2 separate regions of the Homo sapiens genome follow, and region 1 is linked to region 2. Evidence: chromatin loops called from intact Hi-C (ENCODE). Cell type or tissue: CD4-positive, alpha-beta T cell. All regions are shown on one strand. Each heading gives the region's core, and the rest is flanking DNA. Links, peaks and the distances in the headings are about the cores only.

The links. Peaks named below come from ENCODE experiments on the same cell type or tissue, not always from the same donor. Only the 100,000 strongest peaks of a DNase experiment are listed, where the experiment ranks them.
Region 1: it touches region 2 in a loop (9-fold over the local background); 8 of 110 quality-filtered maps call a loop at or near these places.

Annotation. Positions count from the first base shown.
Region 1 is chr18:23,616,608-23,627,044 of GRCh38, reverse strand. It overlaps ANKRD29 (ankyrin repeat domain 29), which reads left to right. Exons shown (of 10, transcript NM_173505.4): 7 at 7,416-7,514; 8 at 9,218-9,313. Among named protein-coding and RNA genes, the nearest start is that of NPC1, 35 kb to the right of the region's middle. In CD4-positive, alpha-beta T cell, for the core only: CTCF peaks have their summits at 4,394 and 4,604 (motif pointing left); DNase peaks (open chromatin) are centred at 4,634 and 7,414; H3K4me3 peaks cover 848 bases; H3K27me3 peaks cover 2,976 bases.
Region 2 is chr18:23,995,505-24,005,941 of GRCh38, reverse strand. TTC39C-AS1 (TTC39C antisense RNA 1) reads left to right here. Exons shown (of 6, transcript NR_110796.1): 4 at 4,283-4,377; 5 at 5,380-5,553. It also overlaps a transcript of TTC39C not described here. Among named protein-coding and RNA genes, the nearest start is that of TTC39C, 14 kb to the left of the region's middle. In CD4-positive, alpha-beta T cell, for the core only: no CTCF peak of the experiment used is centred there; DNase peaks (open chromatin) are centred at 3,261, 4,251 and 5,261; H3K4me3 peaks cover 2,220 bases; H3K27ac peaks cover 5,969 bases.

The sequences.
Region 1 (10,437 bases), core at 1,072-9,071, 380 kb after region 2:
CTATATTCTATAGGTAGAGCATTTGGAAACCAATGTTTTATTCTGAAATCTCAGCTGACACATTGAGTCATTATTGGAAAATCCTTGAATTTACAAAATGAGGACAGGAATACCTGCCTGGTTTAATTTCCTAATACTTTTGGCTAAATCTGATTTGTAATTGTTGCACTGACATTCTATGAAGCCCTACCATTTTATTACGGTATCCTGTAACAGGATGTTGACAAAGTTACATTGAAATTACTCAGCTGACATTTGATATGAGCTTCAGGGAATCTGAACGGTAGTGGGATGACTTTTCTTTGTAACTCTATCACTGAGAACTAAATGAAGACCTTTTTAGTACTTTGGGATGAGGAATCATAATCCCAAATCTAGTCATAGCCAGACAGTAGGAAGACTATGTTCTTGATTTGAAACTTCAAAAAATATTTTCCTTCCATATTGTCCTAAGCCAAAAGGTCAAGAGTCACAGAGATCATTGAAATATAGATTTCACTCTAACAATTCATTTTCATTTCTTTCCACGTGTCCTCACCAAGTTGAGTTGCTATGAGTCAGACCTTTTTAATCACTAGCTGAGTGGCTATTTCTATTTTTCTATTAACCAAATGCCTCGACATATATTTTCCCAACTCCACTCACCCACCTTATTAAAACAATACTTTAATAGAATGCAAAGGTCTGATCCTGTTAACCCAGAGCTGAGGTTAGTCAGTTAACTCATCTCTATCTAGTCTTTTTCATGTGCTAAACAGTATTTCTTTGAAGGCTGGAGGAAAAGTCATCTAATAAAGTGCCATCTCCTAACAGAAGCCTTGACTTGTACACAGAGTAGCTGGACCCAGAAATTAAACGTTCTCCCAGGTCGGAAGCTTAGAGGGGTGAATCCATCAATGGCAGTGGGAGAAGGAGCCAAAAGATTAGCGTAGAATCCTGGGGGTTTGGAAATGGGAACAGACAGCCATAGGAAGTCCTTGCTGCTTGGCAAGGGCAGGGACTCTGTCTTGTTTCGTTTGCACATGGTACACACTCAGAAAAAGTGTATCGACTGCCAGAAGATCCCCATGGCTGGTGCAGAGCAGGTCTGGAAGCCTGCAGCATTTAGTGATCAGTGCCTGAGAGTTAGAAGAAGGCTCCAGATATAGGGCCCAGACTCATAAGCATAAGCCCCAGGAAGACTGTAAGAGGCAGCTAGGGAGCAGACCCAGATTTTTTGGGTGGAGAGCAGCTTGGAAATTATGGGGATATAGATATCTTAAAATGAAACAGAGGCCCCATTTTGCTTATTAACTGTGTGACCTTAGCAGGTTGCCTACTGTCCCTGAGTCTCAGTATTTTAGGACTACTGTGATAATTAAATAAAATAATCCCTGCAAAACTCTTAATGCAGTAGCTGATACACACCCAGTGCAATGTTAGGTATTGCTGTTATTATCATTCCTATTCCAACCAGGCCTCATTGGAACAGAAAACCCATCAGAAATCAAGGCTGCACTTTCTCTAGTGAGTCGTGTGTTCTCTGTCATCTCAAAGTCTCTTCATATCTCTGTTTCTCCCCACTCCTTTCTTTTTTTACCAGTTTTGTCTGCTTACTTATCTTGTATGTGGTCCCCAGGTTTATGGATCAGACTGCCAACCTCTGGGAATAGCCATGTCATTGTCACAGCTCATCTTTGTGCACCAGGCCACAGTGACTGGCTGGCCTGCCTATCCTCAGTCCCATCACCCTTGACTGGGGAGGATAGAGTCAGACCATGGGCAATGCAGCATCTGGTAAAATCTCTTACAGACCCATTTGCTGGGCCAGGCACACGGTGCAAGGGACAATCATAAGAAATAGGCTCCAGGGCAGGGTAGGGTGGGTAAGAAAATTATCTCAATATTGAACTCCCTCTGCCACGGGCAGGATTCCTCACAGCTCTTGGACTCCCAACTTCAAATAGAATTGGTCCCCAAGACTTTCTGACTGGCCTAACCCTGTAGGTAGAAGTAACCCAAGTGTGACGGCTGGAAATCGTAGAAGCAAAGAGCTAGTGCCGCTTCAGATACTCATTCCCACAGAAGAGGATGGTTTTAGTTCTTTTTTCCAAATACTCTCAGGAGCCTACATAAGACCATACAAGGTTAGTCTCTAATACAGGTTGTGTCATATACTCCATCTCATGCTGTGATCTGGCTGTAAAAGTGATCTCGAATGAAATGAGGGAATAACAGAGTTGGAGGAAACTATAAAACTCACTCTATTTAGCCATCCATCGGTACTCGAATCCTTTCTATGATAATCAGCTACTGTTGAACACCTCTAGGCATGGAGAACTCACTCCTCTCTGATCAGTTTCTTTGGTCTTAGCCAACACTCATTAAACTTTTATACATTGACCCCAAGTCTCCATGCAGCTTTCACCCATCTGTCTTCTTTCTATCACTTGGTCTGAAAAATTGGTCTAAATCCTTTTCTACTTGATATACACACACATAGTAAAAGACAGCTATCATAACCCCATGAATCTCATTCTTCTTCAGGCTAAATGTTCTATTACCTTTTTTTTTTTTTTTTTTTTTTTTTTTTTTTTTTGAGATGGAGTCTCACTCTGTCGCCCAGGCTGGAGTGCAGAGGCATGATCTTGGCTCACTGCAACATCTGCCTCCCGGGCTCAAGTGATTCTCCTGCCTCAGAATCCTGAGTTGCTGGGACTACAGGCATGCACCACCACACCCGGCTAACTTTTGTATTTTTAGTTGAGACAGAGTTTTGCCATATTGGCCAGGCTAGTCTCAAACTCCAGGCCTCAAGTGATTTGCCCCACCTCGGCCTCCCAAAGTGCTGGGATTACAGGTGTGAACCACCATGCCTGGCCATTACCTTTTTAAAAAAAGTGCTGTAGAGGTTATAACTTCACAATGATTTCTTTGATTTAATATCAAAGTATTAAAAATATCAAAGTATATGGAAGTATTCAAAAGCCTATTTGAATATTTTTAAATGTTTTTTCACATTTTGGTACATTCCAAAACTCTACAAAAAGGAGCTAAATTGACTTACTTTTCATCATTTTCAAAATTATTTTTATATGTTTAATTTAAAAAAATATATAAAATCGCCAGACGCGGTGGCTAACACCTGTAATCCCAGCACTTTGGGAGGCCGAGGCGGGCAGATTACAAGATCAGGAGATCGAGACCAACCTGCCTAACACGGTGAAACCCCATCTCTACTAAAAATAAAAAAAAATTAGCCGGGCGTGGTGGTGGGCACCTGTAGTCCCAGCTACTCGGGAGGCTGAGGCAGGAGAATGGCGTGAACCCGGGAGGCGGAGCTTGCAGTGAGCCAAGATTGTGCCACTGCACTCCAGCCTGGGCGACAGAGCAAGACTCCGTCTCAAAAAAAAAAAACATATGAAATCATTGTTCTTTTTTTTATAGAGATGGGGGCCTCACTGTGTTGCTGAGGCTGATCTTGAACTCCTGGGCTCAAGCCATCCTCCCGCCTTGGCCCCCCAAAGTGCTGGGATTACAGGTGTGAGCCACTGCACCCCATCATTTTCATGATGAAAATGAAGGCTCTAACCATTATACCAGAAGGAAAAAATAAGAGAAAACAGAAATTAAGGTGTACAAAAGAGGAAAACCTCTCCTAATTCATAAACTAAATAATCAACTGATAGGTAATCTGATTTGACAATAATGCTCTAACTCACATGCAACTCCCTGGGCTCCAAAATCAGATTTGGAGATGTAATGACTAGTAATGAAATACACAGGCGGCCCCCAAATCTCATTTTCCCACTCATTCCTACCTGCTCACAGTCAGTTATCTCACAGGGTCGATGGAAGAATCAAATTAAAAAGCATATGGAAGTATTTTGTGAACAAAAGTACAAATTAAGGGGCGTATTGTTTCTCATGATAAATACTACTCAGATGCAATTAACATTTCCTAAGCATCTGTGAGCCAGTGCTCATGCTCACCACCTTTGTATATGTTTTCTCACTTATCTCTGCGAAGCTAATAATTTTTCCTAAGAGGACACTCACTCAGGCTGAGATGATTTGCCTAAGGTCTTACAGCCAGGAAGAACTGATTGCTTTTTCCACCTCCCATGACTATTCCAATTAAGATGATATATTTGATGAGTGTTATCATTGATGTTCTAAATTGATAATAATAATTTTTTGGCCAGGCACAGTGGCTCATGCTTGTAATCCCAGCACTGTGGGAGACCAAGGCGGGTGGATCACTTGAGGTCAGGAGTTTGAGACCAGCCTGGCCAACATGGTGAAACCCCGTCTCTACTTAAAATACAAAAATTAGCCGGGTGTGGTGGTGCATGCCTGTAGTCTCAGCCTCTCGGGAGGCTGAGGCAGGAGGATCTCTGGAATCTGGGTGGTGGAGGTTGCAGTGATCTGAGATGGCACCACTGCACTCCAGCCTGGGCAACAGAGCAAGACTCCATGATAGGTAGGTAGGTAGGTAGATAGATAGATAATTTTTCACAATATAGCACCTTTTAGCACTTTCCCACATATTAGTTTCAATTGTTAATACAAGTTTACTAATAATGACCAAGCCATTGAAAAGCACATTGAATAGACAGCTGGCTGCCTCTCCCTGCCCGCCCTCTGGTGGAGAGAGTGACAAAGAACAAAACAGACCCAGAGCAGGCACGGAGGGAGAAGCGCATTAGTATTGGCACCAGCTTGGACCCACACTCCCCTCCTGCCTTCCAGGGTCCCACCCGCACCCCTCTGGCTACAGCAGCTAGATTTCCCACCCTGCATGAAGGAGCCATGCCTGTCCAAGCCACTGTGACTGTAGCTGCTTTTCCTTCTCCTTCAAACGACCCTTCCCCTTTCTCACACCTAGCAAAATCCTGGTCCTTCTTCAAGACCTGGATCAGATAGCACTCTATCCAGGACACTGAGCCCTCATTCCCCATGCAGCAGCCCTCCCACCTGTTTGATTTTGTGCATTTTTGTCCATACTTTATGATGGCACTGCAGTCGTATGGAAACCTCCATGTCTCTTCTCCAGGACTTATTTTTAGCACTCTGCTTGAGACTTAGAAGGCTGGGCTCACACCTGTAATCTCAGCACTTTGGGAGGCTGAGGTGGGAGGATTGCTGGAGGCCAAGAGTTCAAGAACAACTTAGGCAACAAAGCAAGGCCCCATCTCTACAAAAAGAAAAAAAGAAAAAAAAATTAGCTGGGCATGGTGGTGCACACCTGTAGTCTCAGCTACTAGGAAGGCTGAGATAGGAGGGTCATTTGAGCCCAGGATGTTGAGGCTACAGTGAGCCTTGATCATGCCACTGTACTCCAGTCTAGGTAACAGAGTCCTGTCTCAAATAATAATTATCATTATTGGTTGCTTGAATTATTGATTAATTAAATCCTGAATTGGGAAAATCAAATAAAGAATATGGAAGTGCTTTTAAACTAAAGTACAAATTAAAGTACAAATTGCTCATGATAATATTTAGATTCAAGAATATTTCCACCAAGAGGACCCTGGAAAAATTATGAAGTAAGTTAAAGTGTCTTCCACTTCCCTCTATCCTTTGTTTCAGCACCTCTTCCACTGTCTCTCCCAAGACAGGTCCCAACATCCTGTGACTGCTCTTCAGCACCCCCAGATCCTCCTGGGCTCCCAAGTCACCAGCTTCCCCGACCCAGCTCAGATGTCTTCATCCTCTCTCCCTTTCCTGGGACAGCAGTGGGCAACAATCTTGTGCCTGCTTCTGCTAGTAGGCTAAGGTTGAAATTACACACTGCAGCAGAAAATGTAACTTTATATTCTATAACTGAATCATTTTGCTCTTCAGCCCCCCTTCCCCCGATGGGTAATTCAGTCTTATCTGGCTAAAACAGTCTCTTGGGGCATATTACCATAATTACCTCAGAGGTTACCTTTAGCCCATTCTGGATCCTGCTCCCTCCTGCCTTTCTCTCCGAAGGGACCTAAGAGTCAGACTATCATCCTGGCATTGAGATGGGGGTGGAGAGCCTCATGCGTGGCCCTTGTGCTGGTCCACAAGCGTCCTGCACTCTTACACCCCAGGGTTGCAGCTGGTCTCGCCATTCTCTGCTGGCCTGGCCATTGTATCTACTCAGGAAGTCAGGGCACTGTGGCCTTGCCTTCCCGACACCAGGCTCACTCCAGCCGACTGTTTCTCTGTCACTTCTGATTTCCCATAGGCAGACGGGACTCCTGGATGCCTAGGTGCTAGGTGGATGTGGGCCATGGGGACTGGGGGACCACTGACTCTGAAACTCCCACGGCCATTTCTCTCCTATCTCCCGGGCACCAGCAGAGAGCAGAACTCTAAAGGGCTTGTAACTTTCCTGGTTTCTCACAAGAAGAGAAAATCCTTTCCCATCTGGAATTCCCCATAACTGACCTGATGTTTCTTCCACAACCTAGGTTACCTCTCCCCCACAACACACGCGAGATTCAACGCAGAGGGGGAAGAAAACGTGGACACTCTCACGTGACCTCCGCCTTCCCCCTCCCTCTCTAGCTCCTTCACACATTGGAAGGCTTTCCCAGTTTCCATCCCATCTGCTGGGAACCACCCTACTGTCAAATCCTTCCCCATCCCTTGCATGTTTTACTTTTTTCTCCTCTGAAGCAATATATCTCCACCTCATGGCCCAGTGTGCACAGAGATAGCAATATTGGGGAAATACTCCCAAATATACGCAGAGGAAATATTCCCCAAAATGCTGTCCTGCCGTAACTAGTTTATGTGCATCACTTCCTAGAAGACACAACAACAGATTCCACCTAAAATTAAGCCCCCTAAGAAATGAGGTGGCTTTGGAGGGTTCTGGACACCAGACTAGAAGAGTAGGAGAAATGACTTGAGTTCTCTGACCCGCAGACCCCACCTCAAAGAAAACTGCCTGCGTTCTATGGGAATGAAGGGTGTATTTTGTGAACATTAAGGTGTGACCCACTGGGAAAGCAAAGAAATGGACAGTCTTGGGGGAATAGGCCGGCTTCTCTCTGGGTTTGTGGAATTTGGTTCTGCTGTGGTGTATGTATACAGGTCAGCTGCTCCCCCAAGCCTTCAAAGCAAGGTTCCCACGCATCTTTCCATGAAGTCTGTACCACCCTTTTTGGTAAAAGATCCAGCCACAAAATGGATGATTTTATAAGCCAAAATTTGAATACTGGCAATTATTCAAGTAGCCCAGGCTCAGCCACGTGCCGTCTGCGTCCGTGGGCTACACACACCCCCTCTTTTCTCACTGCCTCCTGGGCGGTGTGGATCAGCTGCAGAGTGTGATCTGCGGTCAGGGAGTGCCTTCCCGGAGTTTTCGCTTTCAGACCCCTGGTGTTAAAGACGTTCTGTGAGCGGGTGGGGCCGGGCGCCCCAGTCACGGCGGCCGCCGCCTCCTCTTCCCGCAGGACGGGACAGCGCCCCTGTGGATCGCGTCCCAGATGGGCCACAGCGAGGTGGTGCGGGTGATGCTGCTGCGCGGAGCCGACCGCGACGCTGCGCGGAACGTGAGTGCCCGAGTCGCGCGGCCAAAGAGCGAAGCCTCCCGGCGCGCCTGTGTGGAGAAAACGGGTCTTGACTGAGTCTGCAGCCCACATGGGTTTCCTCCCAACCTCCTTCCTTGAGCAGGAAAACAAAGTCAAGGTCTGATTCGGTGCTGCTCGGTCTCTCTCCTCCTCCACCCGAGATGACCTTGGGACGCACTAGAGAGGGTGGAATCTTAGCCTTAGGCCTGAGGGCGGTAGAGACGGGGCCTCCCGCCTGTCCTGGGGGCCTCCCGCCTGTCCTGGGGGCCTCCCGGCTGTCCTGGGGCGTGTCCTAGGGGGATCCCCTGGCTGGTGCTGCGCCTCCTGCAGGCCCTGCCTCTTGCCCCTCCTCCCTGGAGCTGCAGACCCCTTGCACCCCGTCCCCTGTTGGCCCGCCGTCATCCACTGGCCTCTGCTGGTGCCACCTAATACTGCCTTTGTGTGCTGCACAGCAGGCCCTTTTCCCCATAAGGAAGGCTTGAAGAGAACCTGACCACCTATGCTGTTTGCTTTTTGTGTTTTACTGTGGCCTTTGTATAACCCTTGCTTACGTAACCCACCTTCCCCTCTCCAAGTCTAAGCTCCAAAAAAGGGAAATCACCAGACGCGTTCGCCACCATTTCACTGCCCTCTCTCTCACTCTTCTTCTTCCCACAATCTCTGAAGCCAGAAAAGACCCCCACCCCCCGCCCCCCAATTCATTCTTCCTTCTTTCTGATTACAGATAAACCCTAATGGCAGGCCGAAGTGGTTTCTTGGCTACGGGAGAATTATGGACTAAATCCTCCAAACACAGCGACTGATATGTGAAAATGGGAGAAAAAGGAATTTGGAAACTGTGTTCTTGAGCCAAAAAATAACGACAGAAGCTAAATATTAATTTTTGAATTTGGCTTTTCATTCTTTTTAGCAGATTTTATTTTATTTTTTTCTGAGACAGAGTCTCACTCTGTCACCCAGGCTGGAGTGCAGTGGCACGGTCTCAGCTCACTGTAACTTCCGCCTCTGGGTTCAAGTGATTCTCGTGCCTCAGCCTCCCGAGTAGCTGGGACTACAGGCACGGGCTACCACACCCGGCTATTGTATTTTTGGTAGAGACGGGGTTTCAAGTGACCCTCCTGCCTTGGCCTTCCAAAGTGCTAGAATTACAGGCGTGAGCCACTGCACCTGGCCTTTTAGCAGATTTTAATCTATCACCTCTGCCCCTAAGCCCCACTACCCACACACGGGCGGATGCCTAGAGCAGACTAGGGCAAGGCTGTATAAATTTTTTTAGAAACAGTAAATACAGCTCAACAATGATCTAAATTATTAAAGACAGTTAACCATTTCTGCTAAGTTATGAACAGCCGAGAATGCCTCTTTGGTCCAACCATGGCCTAAAAATATGCTCTTGAAATTCCCCTTGTCCCCTGCCCAGTGTTCTCAGGAACTGTAGAAGTATGAATTCCCAAATGGCAGAGTTCTAACATAATCTAAGTCACTGTTTATCTGATACTCTTTCATGCAGAATTTACTGCTTAATATTCTCTAAAATGCTCCTAGATTAAGAGACATTGCTGATCTGTGCTTAATTTACACGTCATTAGTTTCTGACAACGGTACTTTCCAGTTCCCAACTGACTGCTTTCAAGCAACACAGATATATGTTAATAATCAACTTTTATTTTCCTCTTTCTGTTAAGGATGGCACAACAGCATTATTGAAAGCAGCCAACAAAGGGTATAATGATGTCATAAAAGAGTTGCTTAAATTCTCACCCACTCTTGGTATTTTGAAGGTAAGACCTAAAGATAAATTTTACTAATCTGTAAGAGAGAGGTTAGAAAGTAAGTCCTCACTTGGGGACTGTGTCGAATTTGGGTGCAGTTAGCCTGGTTAGTTGGATTCTTGAAAGAACACACCTGCAGCTTCTTGATGCTGGAGATCCCAGGGGCTCTGGTAGAAGTGGGGAGGTGGTAGAAAGAGTGAACCACAGTCTGTCATTACCTAGTTTTGCAGAAAAAAAAAAATCGACAGTAGTAATGAAATAGCTAATTGGAAAGTATGCCATTTTGACACCATTTGGAGGATTTGTGAAATCAAGGAAGAAGAACAGACACTTATGTCTGTTCTCTTCATTTTCTTAAGCAAAGAACCACTCTGTTTTGTTCCCTTAAGTGAAATAAAATAAGCCTCAAACACCTGGAAGCCTCAGAAAATATGTCAGTATGGATACCTGGGTCACCTAAAAAACAGAGCCAAAACTCTTTTTTTAAGTTTTGATCTTTTTGTTTTGTTTTGTTTTGCTTTTTTGAGATGGAGTCTCCCTTTGTAGCCCAGACTGGAGTGCAATGGCACGATCTCGGCTCACTGCAACCTCTGCCTCCCAGGTTCAAGTGATTCTCCTGTCTCAGCCTCCCAAGTAGGTGGGATTACAGGCACGCTGCCACCACACCCAGCTTTTTGTATTTTTAGTAGAGACGGGGTTTCACCATATTGGCCAGGCTGGTCTTGAACTCCTGACCTCAAGTGATCCACTTGCCTCAGCCTCCCAAAGTGCTGGGATTACTGGCATGAGCCACCCTATCTGGCCTAAATTTTGATCATTTTTGATTAAAATATTTCTAACCTATATTATATATCAGGAGTCAGCAAACTTTTTCTGTAAAGTCTTAATAAATATTAGTATTTCTGTTTACTAATATAATTATATTATTGATTATATTAATTTTATTATATTATATTATTTATTATATTAATAGTAATGCTTACTAACATTTTAGTAAATATTACTAAATAGTAAATAGTAATAAATATTACTAATTACTAATATATTTACTACAGTAAAGATATATTTATTAATATATAAATATTACTATAGGAAATATATACTACAGAATGTATTTACTATACACTATATAT
Region 2 (10,437 bases), core at 1,229-9,228:
CTAAATTAGATAGTGGTGATTGGTTGCATAACTCTGTAAATACACTGAAAACCACTGACTTGTATTTAGTTATTGGGTTTTTTGTTTTTTTTTTTTTGAGACAGGGTCTCACTCAGTCGGCCATGCTGGAGTACAGTGGTGCAATCATAGCTTATTGCAGCTTCAAACTCTTAGATTCAAGCCGTCCTCCAACCTTAGCCTCCTGACTGCAGGCTACACATCACTGCAGCTAATTTTTATTTTTAATTTTTTTTTTTTTTTAGAGACAGGGTCTCGCTTTGTTGCCCAGGCTGGTCTTAAACTCCTGGCCTCAAGAGATGCTCCCACTTCAGCCTCCCAAAGTATTGGGATTACCGGCATAAGCCTCCTTGCCTGGCCAGATTGTATACTTTAAATGGTGACTTTTGTGTATATAAATTATATGTCAATAAAGCTGTTAATTGAAAAAGAATTTTAATCATTTTAAACCACAGGGTGCAGAGCAGTGGGAGAAGGGAGTTAATGGCTTGAATCCTGTGCTTTTATATACCTGGGGCAAAAAAAATATTTTATTATGAAAAAAAATCTTATCTTTGAAGAGTGTCCAAAAATCTAGAATGACTGCTGGCTAGCATCACTACGTGCTGGGTGCTGGGTTAAGACTTTACAAATGTTGTTCCATTTAATTCTCAAAGTAACTCTGTAAGGTGGGCTTTATCCCAAGTTTAAAGATGTGAGGAGAAAGACAAGTTTAATAACTTTCCCAAGGCCATGAAGCAGGTAATGGTTACAGTGAGGTTTAAACATAGATCTCATTGCCCACAGTGGTTCAGTCTTAGTTGTTAACTTAAAATCTAGTACCTTCTGGAAACCTGACTGAGGGCATTCACACACACGCTTATGAATTTCATGGCATTAGTTCTTCCTGAAAGTCGTACCATTCCTTAGTTAGAAGGCATTTTGAAGGCATGAAAATACATTATCTCATATATGATCTAATTCAGCAAAATTAGGGTGCAGCCCAGGCATCTGCATTTTAGCAATAACCTCAGGTGAGTCTAATGTCAGCACATTTCAGAGCCCCTTATGAGAAAGAGTTGTCCAGATGGTAACTCCCAGAAAGCAGTGTGGCTATTCATCTTTGTGTACATTGCCTGATTTGTTACCCTTAGTATATGTTTGAGAAATATTGCACGAAAAATGAGTGAAAGCACAGTGGAATGCATGATTTTCATGGTAAATCATGCTCACATCCTTGCCTAGGAACAGTTGTATTATTATATTAAACTCAGAATAAAGGTGCATATTTTAACCTTAAAAACAAGAGCATTTCATGTGATGACTTTAAAAAATTCCATGTAGCAGCAATGTATACATCTGGAGTTGAAAGAAACACCACACAAGGGTAACCAGGTCAGAAGGAGACACGCCCACACTAAGGATGGAAGGAGGATGTGGACACTAAGAAATCACTTAATTCCTAACTCTTGACATTTATTTTTAAATGTGGTTATAAAAGAAGACTCAGAACATTTGGCTGTGTCATGGCTAAAAATACACATTTTTTCACTTCTCCTCACTCTCTTCACCCTACCACCTCCTCTGAGACAAAAACAGTAAAAACAAGGATATACTGTGAGATGATAAAGAGAAAATGAGAATGCTGCTGTCTATACCCACAGATAGGGAACTGGATGCTTAGATGCCACAGGGACTCATTTCTTCCTTCCCAAATCCAGGCCAAAGAACAACAGCTGGCTGGGCTCAGGAGCAATCTTACTTCCCTTACTGCTCCAGAAAGGTAACCACCTCTAGTAGCCTTGTTCCTCACTTCTGCCTCTGGAGTGGTGTTTGCCTCTGCACTGTGCTTGCTTGGGGAACTAAAATGGCCTTGTGTAAATAAAAAATGCTGGGTGTGGTGTGGTGGCTCACCCCTGTAATCCCAGTGCTCCGAGAGTCCAAGGCAGGGAGGATTGCTTGAGGCCAGGAGTTGGAGACTAGCCTGGGCAACATAGTGAGATCCTCATCTTTAGAAAAATTTTAAAAGCCTAGCCAGGTGTGGTGGTAGGCCCCTGTTGTTCTAGCTACTTGGGAAGCTAAGGCAAGAGGATCACTCAAGCCCAAAAGTTTGAGGCTGCAGTGAGGTATGATTGTATCACTGTACTCCAATCTGGGTGACAGAGTGAGACCTTGTCTCTTAAGAAAAGAAAAGCATTCATTTTTCATTTTGTTTTCCTCTGTTCAACTAAGTAACTCAAGCCATTTAAAAAAGTATTTGTCTTTAGAGAGCTTTTTTTTTTCATACAAGGGCCATAAAAATAGTCATAGGCACACCAGTGGTTCACTCAAAGAATGATAGATTCTGTAAACTGCAGGTTATCCCAGACGTCATCCAATATGACTTATGATTCATCAGAAACACCATCATATTTGACCTACGACAAGGACCAGTTCAGTTCAACAGGATCTTTTTTGAGGACCTACTATGTGCCAGCCACTGTATGCTAGCTGCTGTGGAAGACATAATTGAATAAAATACAACCCCTGAACCTGAGAATCTTCTAGTCTAGTGGGTGAGACAGACACACTGACAGATCTTTTAATGTAAGATGGTCATAAGATAGAGTTATACGCTGTGTGCTTTGGGAGCACAGAATAGGGGCATTAGTCCAGCTGGGGGTTCATGGAAGGCTTCCTGTGAGGGGTTTGATGACTGAGCTGACTCTGGACAAAAGAGGTAGGAAGTGGATTCCAGGCAGAGGAGCAATGGCATGGACAGGTGAGACTGCAGAAATCCTCAAACAGTGCAGTTGTTCTAGAGTATAGAGAGTGAGGCAGGAAGTGGCCAGAGACGAGGCAGGAGAGGTGGTCAGCCCTCAGGCACAAGGGCTCTCTGTGCCTTACCTGGAGCCTCTAGGCAAAGAGGAGCCAACGAGAACTTAGGACAGGGGAATGACATGGTCAGATTTGTGGGCAGATGGAAGATTTAATATGGATTTAAATTAATATGAATTTTAATTGAGTGTATAGACTAGAGACTTATGGAAGGCAATTGCAGAAGACCAGAGCACTTGTAAGTCCCACTGTGTGTGAAATTGTTAGTTCTCTTTCTGTTGCAAGTGACCAAACCCAGTGCAAACAGGCTTCAGTGGAAAAGGTACAGCCTGAGGGTGGATCTCAGGCATCTGCAGGGCTGGATACATACGTTCACTCAGTGACACCACGATTCTGCTTTTTTCTACAGTTTGGTTTTTTTCTCTCCTGCAGAGGGAGAGCAAGTTCTTCATTTTGTAGAACTGTCCTGCACATTGCAAGAGTCTAGCATTCCTGTCTCACAATGCCAAAAGCACCCCCCAAGCATTAGAACAACACAGAAATCCCCACACATTAAAAAAGGAAAAGATCCTGAGCACAGTACTAGCTCCCATCTTGCACGATCACTCTGGGCATTCAAGACTCCTCTTTGCCAAACTTCAGTTTTTTCCAACACCACCTGCCCTTAAAACATTAAATGGCTGCTGGTCAATTTGGTCTCCATTGACTCTGTGAGCAAGTAACCATCACTAGAGATCTCATCAAGTTAGAGTCTTTAAATCTGGATCCCACCCCACTTCTTTTAGTTGCTCTTTCCTCTTGGCATTGGTCTCCATGCTTGCCCATTTGTAGAGGAAGAGAGACCATCTCCCTCCAGTTTTCTAGATCCCCATTGGCAAGGATGATTCTGATGGTGCTGCTTGTGTCACCTGGGAATCCTAGAGCCAATCACTGGAGGATAGGATACTCTGATTGGCCACCCTGGGTCCTATGGGAAGGCACCAAGGAGGCTGACAGCCCCACAAGACCACACACAATGGGTGAGAAGTTGTCCAAAAAAAGACATGTGCGCAAACAACTTATGTCTGCCTCAGGGGATAAGTAAGCAACGACAAAACAGAATTACCCCCCGTCTCTACTAAAAATACAAAAAAAATTAGCCGGGCGTGGTGGCGGGCGCCTGTAGTCCCAGCTACTCGGGAGGCTGAGGCAGGAGAATGGCGTGAACCCGGGAGGCGGAGCTTGCAGTGAGCCGAGATTGCGCCACTGCACTCCCGCCTGGGCCACAGAGCGAGACTCCGTCTCAAAAAAAAAAAAAAAAAAAACAGAATTACCGTACACCTCACCCTCCCATGTTGCATTCTGTGGTTAATAAATTTAAAACCCCAAACTTCCTCTTACCTATTCCAATTTTCATGAACTTGGAAAATGACCTAGTTGAGTAGAACCCAAGAGTAATGCAGCAACACTTTGTGAAATGTTTACTTAGGACACCGATGGGAGGATGTGGTGGTGATGGAGGCAGAGCTGTGAAGAACTGAGAGGCTATTAGAAAACCGCGGTGGAACAGTGGCTGGGGAAAAGGTAAGAAAGTCAAGGGAAAGGGACAGTTGGCCTAATGGAAGAACATCAGTAAAGCAAAGACTCAAGGGGGAAGACAGAGGAGAGAAAGGAGATGGGAGAGACAGTGAAACTTTATACCAGACCAACCAGAAGGGTTGGTTTATCCCAGGAAAAATGAGAGAGCGAATATCTAGAATCAAGGAAGAGGTTAATTGATTAATTCCTAATATTTTTCACGGACCTTGGCTTAGGACATGAATCCAGTGACCTGAGGTCAGCAGTTTCTATCTGAACCCAAGCCAGGTTGACCTGGGGCCTGGGCAGGTAAGAACCCTGCTTTTCCAGATATTAAGTCTAACAGGAACACAGATAGAAGTAGACTAGAGCAGACCAGTGACCAAGATGAGGCTGGTAGAGGAACCTCTTGACTATCCAGAAGACCCCAAGCTGGCTTTCATGTGTTAAACTTCAGACAGGATAATCGAGTGAAGGCAAGGCAGCTGTGTAAAGGTTTAGCTCCAAATTTTCTTACATTTTACATAGGTTCTAGAATGACAGAATCTCAAAATTGGGTGGACACAGAAGCCATTGGATCAGAGATCTCAGATCTCTGATCCAACTCTGGGGAGGTCTGTTGACCTTGATCAAGTTGCTTAACATCTCTCAGCTTTGGTTTCGTTATTAATAAACACAAGTAACGACAGTCTCTGTTTACTTCACGAGATTACTGGGATAACCAGGTGACAGGACCCACACAATTTGGGGGGCCCTGTGCAAAATGAAAATGTGGGGTCCCTGGTTTAAAAAATCATGAAGAATTTTAAGATGACAACAGCAGGGCATTGAACCAAGTGCTGGGTGCTTCTGAGAACAGAGCGCTGTGTGACTGTGTGACTGCACAGGTCTCATGGCGGTGAAGACAGCCCTGCCAGGCAAGGTAATGTGCATCACAGTGCTTAGCAATCTGCAAAAGTTCAACAAATTGGTAAGGATTCTCTTTCTCTTTTCCCCCTTGGCTTCCAGGATTGTATTTGCTGGGGCTGCTATTAAAAAGTACCGTGAACTGAGTGGCTTAAACACCAGAAATTATTCTCTCACAGTTCTGGAGGACTAAAGTCCAAAATCAAGCTGTGGGCAGGGTGGGTTTCCCTGAGAGCTGCAAGTGAAGGATCTGTTCCAGGCCTCTCTCCTTGGCTGGTAGGTAGCCATCTTCTCTTTATGTCTCTTTACCTTGCCTTCCCTCTATACATTTCTCTATGTCCAATTTCTCCTTCTTATAAGGACTGCAGTTATATTGGATTAGGGCCCATGCTAATGACCTTGTTTTAATTTGATTACCTCTGTAAGACCCTATCTCCCTATAAGGGCACACTCCAAAGTGCTAGGGGTTAGGACTTCGACATAAGAATTTGGGGGTTGGGGGGAGCAGTTGACAAACATCAGAGCCCCTGTGCTCTTTGGAGGCATGCTGATGGTGTGAGGTCTCACTGGGAGGTGGTGATGTTAGGCTGTAGTAGGGAAAGTGTCCTGCCCCCATGGTAGTGGTGTTTGGGCCCCGGTTTCTGCTGCCTAGTTGGCAGCTCTCATTGCTTGCACTATAAGCCCACTCTTCAGTTTCTGAAAGCTCTCCCATGTACACCCAATAAATTCTTTTTTGGTTTAAGGAAGCTAAAGTAAGTTTTTGTGGCTTGCAAGTAAGAACCCTGACTGATACTCCGATACAACATTAGAATCAGGAAGGGAACTACTTGGACCTAAGTTTTGGGCCTCCCCACATTTGCTCAGCCCCATCTGCCTGCTGGGCCCTGGCTGCTTGCTCAGTGGGGAGCTCCAGCTTCCCAGTCTCACCTTCTCTCTGCCACTATCTGCAGATGCTGCTTCCCCACAGGGTGAGGGCTGAGAGCTGGGCTTAGGCATGGCTGCTACAATGCCCACCTTATGGGAGCCGTAGGCATTTGCAGCCCGGGCCCTAGCACAGGGCACCGGCTGTTCCCAGCACTTGCAGACTCAGATGAAGCTTCTTGCCCCCTGGCTAGGGACCTAGAAGATGGCTGCTTTGCCACTGTTTAAAAGGTAAATAGCCCAAAATGGGGGAGAGTTGAATCCACAGAGGACCCGCTTTGACCAGAGAGTCAGGAGATAAGCTCCTCTCTCTTCCTCCCCTGTGACGATTTCGAAGTGTGGTGGCTCCATATGGCCCATCCAGAGAGTCCTGCGTGGCTGTGACAGGTGTGGTTTCTGTGGCACCCTGGCCAGTTTGGTTCATATCACCCCACATTGACTCCCTTCCCCTCACCCTTCCAGCTCTGGGATAGAGCCTTATACCTTAAACTTGGCCTCAGGCTCTGATTTCTATGGAAACCCGGAAGGCTAGGAGCCTTGCAGGAAGGCTTAGGTTTCGAAGGTGGAAAGGGAAGAGAGGAAACCATTTCATCACACCCATATGTCCACAGCGCTCAACTTACCTGAGGCTCAAACACATAAACTGGCACAGACCAGAACTGTGAACAATGAAGCTGGGTATGTTACGAAAATATCAATTATGTCAGAGCCACACAGAGACCTGAGGCAGTCATCCAAGATGATTCAGGACAGAAGCTGGAAAACAAAAGGGCTTTCACCTGGCAGCTGTGTAAATGGATACCAGGGCCACATGTGTATATTTAAAGGGTGTGGCTTACTCTCCCCATAATGACAGGTTCCCGAGCAGCAGGATAAAAGGAATTTTTACCACTGTTTAGTAGTTTACCACTTGAGTGCTCCAGAGAGCTCCACCAGCTTCATGCTTACAGTTCAGACTGCAGTACTACACCAGAGAAATAATTAGATATACCACTTCTGTGCAGCATTTATTTCAGCCCACAAATTGATGATCAGTTAGGCTATTCAGGGATGTGTAAATACCTTTATAAATTCTTATAGTTTCTTTTTAAAAAATAATTTTTCTAATTTGTATTATTATTATTATATATTTTTGAGACAGAGTCTTGCTCTGTCACCCGGGCTGGAGTGCAGTGGTGCAATCTCAGCTCACTGCAACCTCCACCTCCTGGGTTCAAGCAATTCTCCTATCTCAACCTCCCAAGTAGCTGGGATTACAGGCGTGCACCATCACACTCGGCTAATTTTCATATTTTTAGAGAGATGGGGGTCTCACCATGTTGGCCAGGATGGCCTCAAGTGATCCAAATGCCTCGGCCTCTGAAAGCACTGTGATTACAGGCGTGAGCCACTGCACCTGGCCTAGTTTCTGTTTAAAATTAGGTTCCAGTAGGTCTTCTAAAAATATTTAATAATAAAAACCAGAGTTTGGGACAACTAAGGACAACAATAAGGGAGACTCCAGAAGGAAAAACAGCCTGACATCTGCTAGTCCTATGATATTGGGCAAATGACCAGGACTCTCTGAACCTCAGCTCCCTCATCTACAAAGTAGAGAATATAATAACCTCTAACTTGTTATAAGAACAAGAGGAGCTAGTGTGTGGGGAAAGCCTAGCACTAATTAGTGCTCATACATGTTAGTTATCTTTATTGATCACTACAAATTATTGCTTCTCAAGAACAGCTTGGCAGTATACAAAAACACACTATCCTGCCCCTCTCTGTTCCTCACATTTCAGAAGTAGAACACACATTTCTATGCCCCAAATTGGCTCAAGGCAACTCTTCTCTAAACCAATTTCTTTTTCTTTTTTTTTTTTTCTTTTTTCAGACGGGGTCTCACTCTGTCACCCAGGTGGGAATGCAGTGGCGCAATCACAGCTCATACACCTTAAACTCCTAGGCTCAAGCAATCTTCCTGCCTCAGTCTCCTGAGTAGCTGAAATTACAGGCACATGCCACTATGCCTGTTTTGGTTTCTTTCTTTCTTTCTTTCTTTCTTTCTTTCTTTCTTTCTTTCTTTCTTTCTTTCTTTCTTTCTTTCTTTCTCCTTCCTTCCTCCCTCCCTCTCTTTCTTTTCTTTTCTTTCCTCCCTCCCTCCTTCCCTCTTTCTTTCTTTCTTTCTCTTTTTTTTTTTTTTTTTTTTTTTTGAGACAGAGACTTGCTCTATTGCCCAGGCTGGAGTACAGTTGGGCAATCTCAGCTCACTGCAATCTCCGCCTCCTGGCTTCAAGCAGTTCTCCCTGTCTCAGCCTCCTGAGTAGCTGGGATTACAGGCGCCCACGACCACGCCCGGCTAATTTTCGTATTTTTAGTAGGGACAGGATTTTGCCATGTTGGCCAGGCTGGTCTCGAACTCCTGACCTCAGGTGACCCACCTGCCTTGGCCTCCCAAAGTGCTGGGATTACGGGCATGAGCCACTGCACCTGGCCTTTTTATTTTTCTTTTTAGAGACAGGGTCTTGCTGTGTTGCCTGGGCTGGTCTCAAACTCCTGGCCTCAGGCAATCTTCCTGCCTTGACCTCCCAAAGCACTGAGATTACAGATAGGAGCCACTGTGCCCTGCCTAAACCAATTTCTTTTTTTTCTTTTTGAGATGGAGTCTCACTCTGTCATCCAGGCTGGAGTGCAGTGGTGCGATCTCGGCTCACTGTAACCTCTGCCTCCTGGATTCAAGTGATTCTCCTGTGTCAGCCTCCCAAGTAGCTGGGACTACAGGTGTGTGCCACCATATCCAGCTAGTTTTTTGTATTTTTAGTAGAGACGGGGTTTCACTATGTTAGCCAGGATAGTTTCGATCTTCTGACCTTGTGATCCACCCACCTTGGCCTCCCAAAGTGCTGGGATTACAGGCGTGAGCCACTGTGCCCGGCCAACTGATTTCTTAATAGGAAGGCATCCACCTATGCCCTGAAGTGGAGATTGGGTCCCCAGTCTTCCTTGAGCAAGATAGGTCTCAAATTTTTGAGTGTGTGGAAATCTGCTGGGCTATGTATATAGATTTCTAGGCCTCATCCTCAAAAGTCCTGATTTAGTAGGTATGGGGCTTGGGACTGGGGAATCACCATTTTTCACACATGTGCACAGGTGCACACATGCACATACACATGCCATGATTTTAAAGCAGAAGATATTTGGGCCACATTTCCAGAAATATTCCCTGCAGGGCTCATTCCTCCAGCCTTATGATGAGTATATGCAAACAACCTGAGGTCATGGAAAGCATCTCCAGTGTTTTTCCCTTGGACTGCAGGCATGTTTAATTAGCCAGTGCCCACACTGACCTTATTTTAATATTAGCACAAGTGCAATGGCTTACATTTAGAGTGTACCTATATAAAGAAGTTATAATGACGCAGTGCTTCCCAAACTTGGCTGCATAGTAGATACACTTAGGGAAGTTTTCGATGCACTGCCCCTCTTCCATCTCTCTGGCCCATGCCCAAATCCAATTAGAAAATGGGCAAAAGATATAAAGAGACATTTTACTGAAGAGGATATACAGATGGCAAATAAACACATGAAAAGATGTTCAACATCACTCATTTTGATGGAAATGTAAACTAAACCCCAATGAAGTTCCACTACACACCTACAGAATGGCTAAAATAAAACATAGTGACAATATCAAATGTTGGCAAGAATGTGGAGAAATTGGATCTCTCCTTGCTGGTGGAGATGTAAAATGGTACAGCCACTCTGGAAAAACGTTTGGCAGTTTCTTTGAAAACTAAGCATATACTTAACATACGATCCAACAACGGCACTTCTGGCATTCATGCCAGAGAAATAAAAACTTATGTTCCCACACAAAAACTTTTCATAAATTTTTGAGACAGAGTCTTGCTCTGTCACCCAGACTTGAGTGCAGTGGTGTGACTGTGGCTCACTGCAGCCTTGACCTCCTGGGCTCAAGCGATCCTCCCACCTCAGCCTCCTGAGTAGCTGGGACTACAGGTGTATCCCACCATGCCCGGCTAACTTTTTTTTTTTTCCGGCAGAGATGGGGTTTTGCTATGGTTGCCCAGGCAGGTCACACAAAAACTTTTATACAAATGTTCATGGCAGCTTTATTTGTAATAGCCCCAAGGTGTAGTACATCTATACCAGCAATAAAAAGGAATGAACTATTGACTCATACGACCTAGATGGATCTCAGGTGCATTATGCTGAGTGAAAAAGCCAATCTCAAAAGGG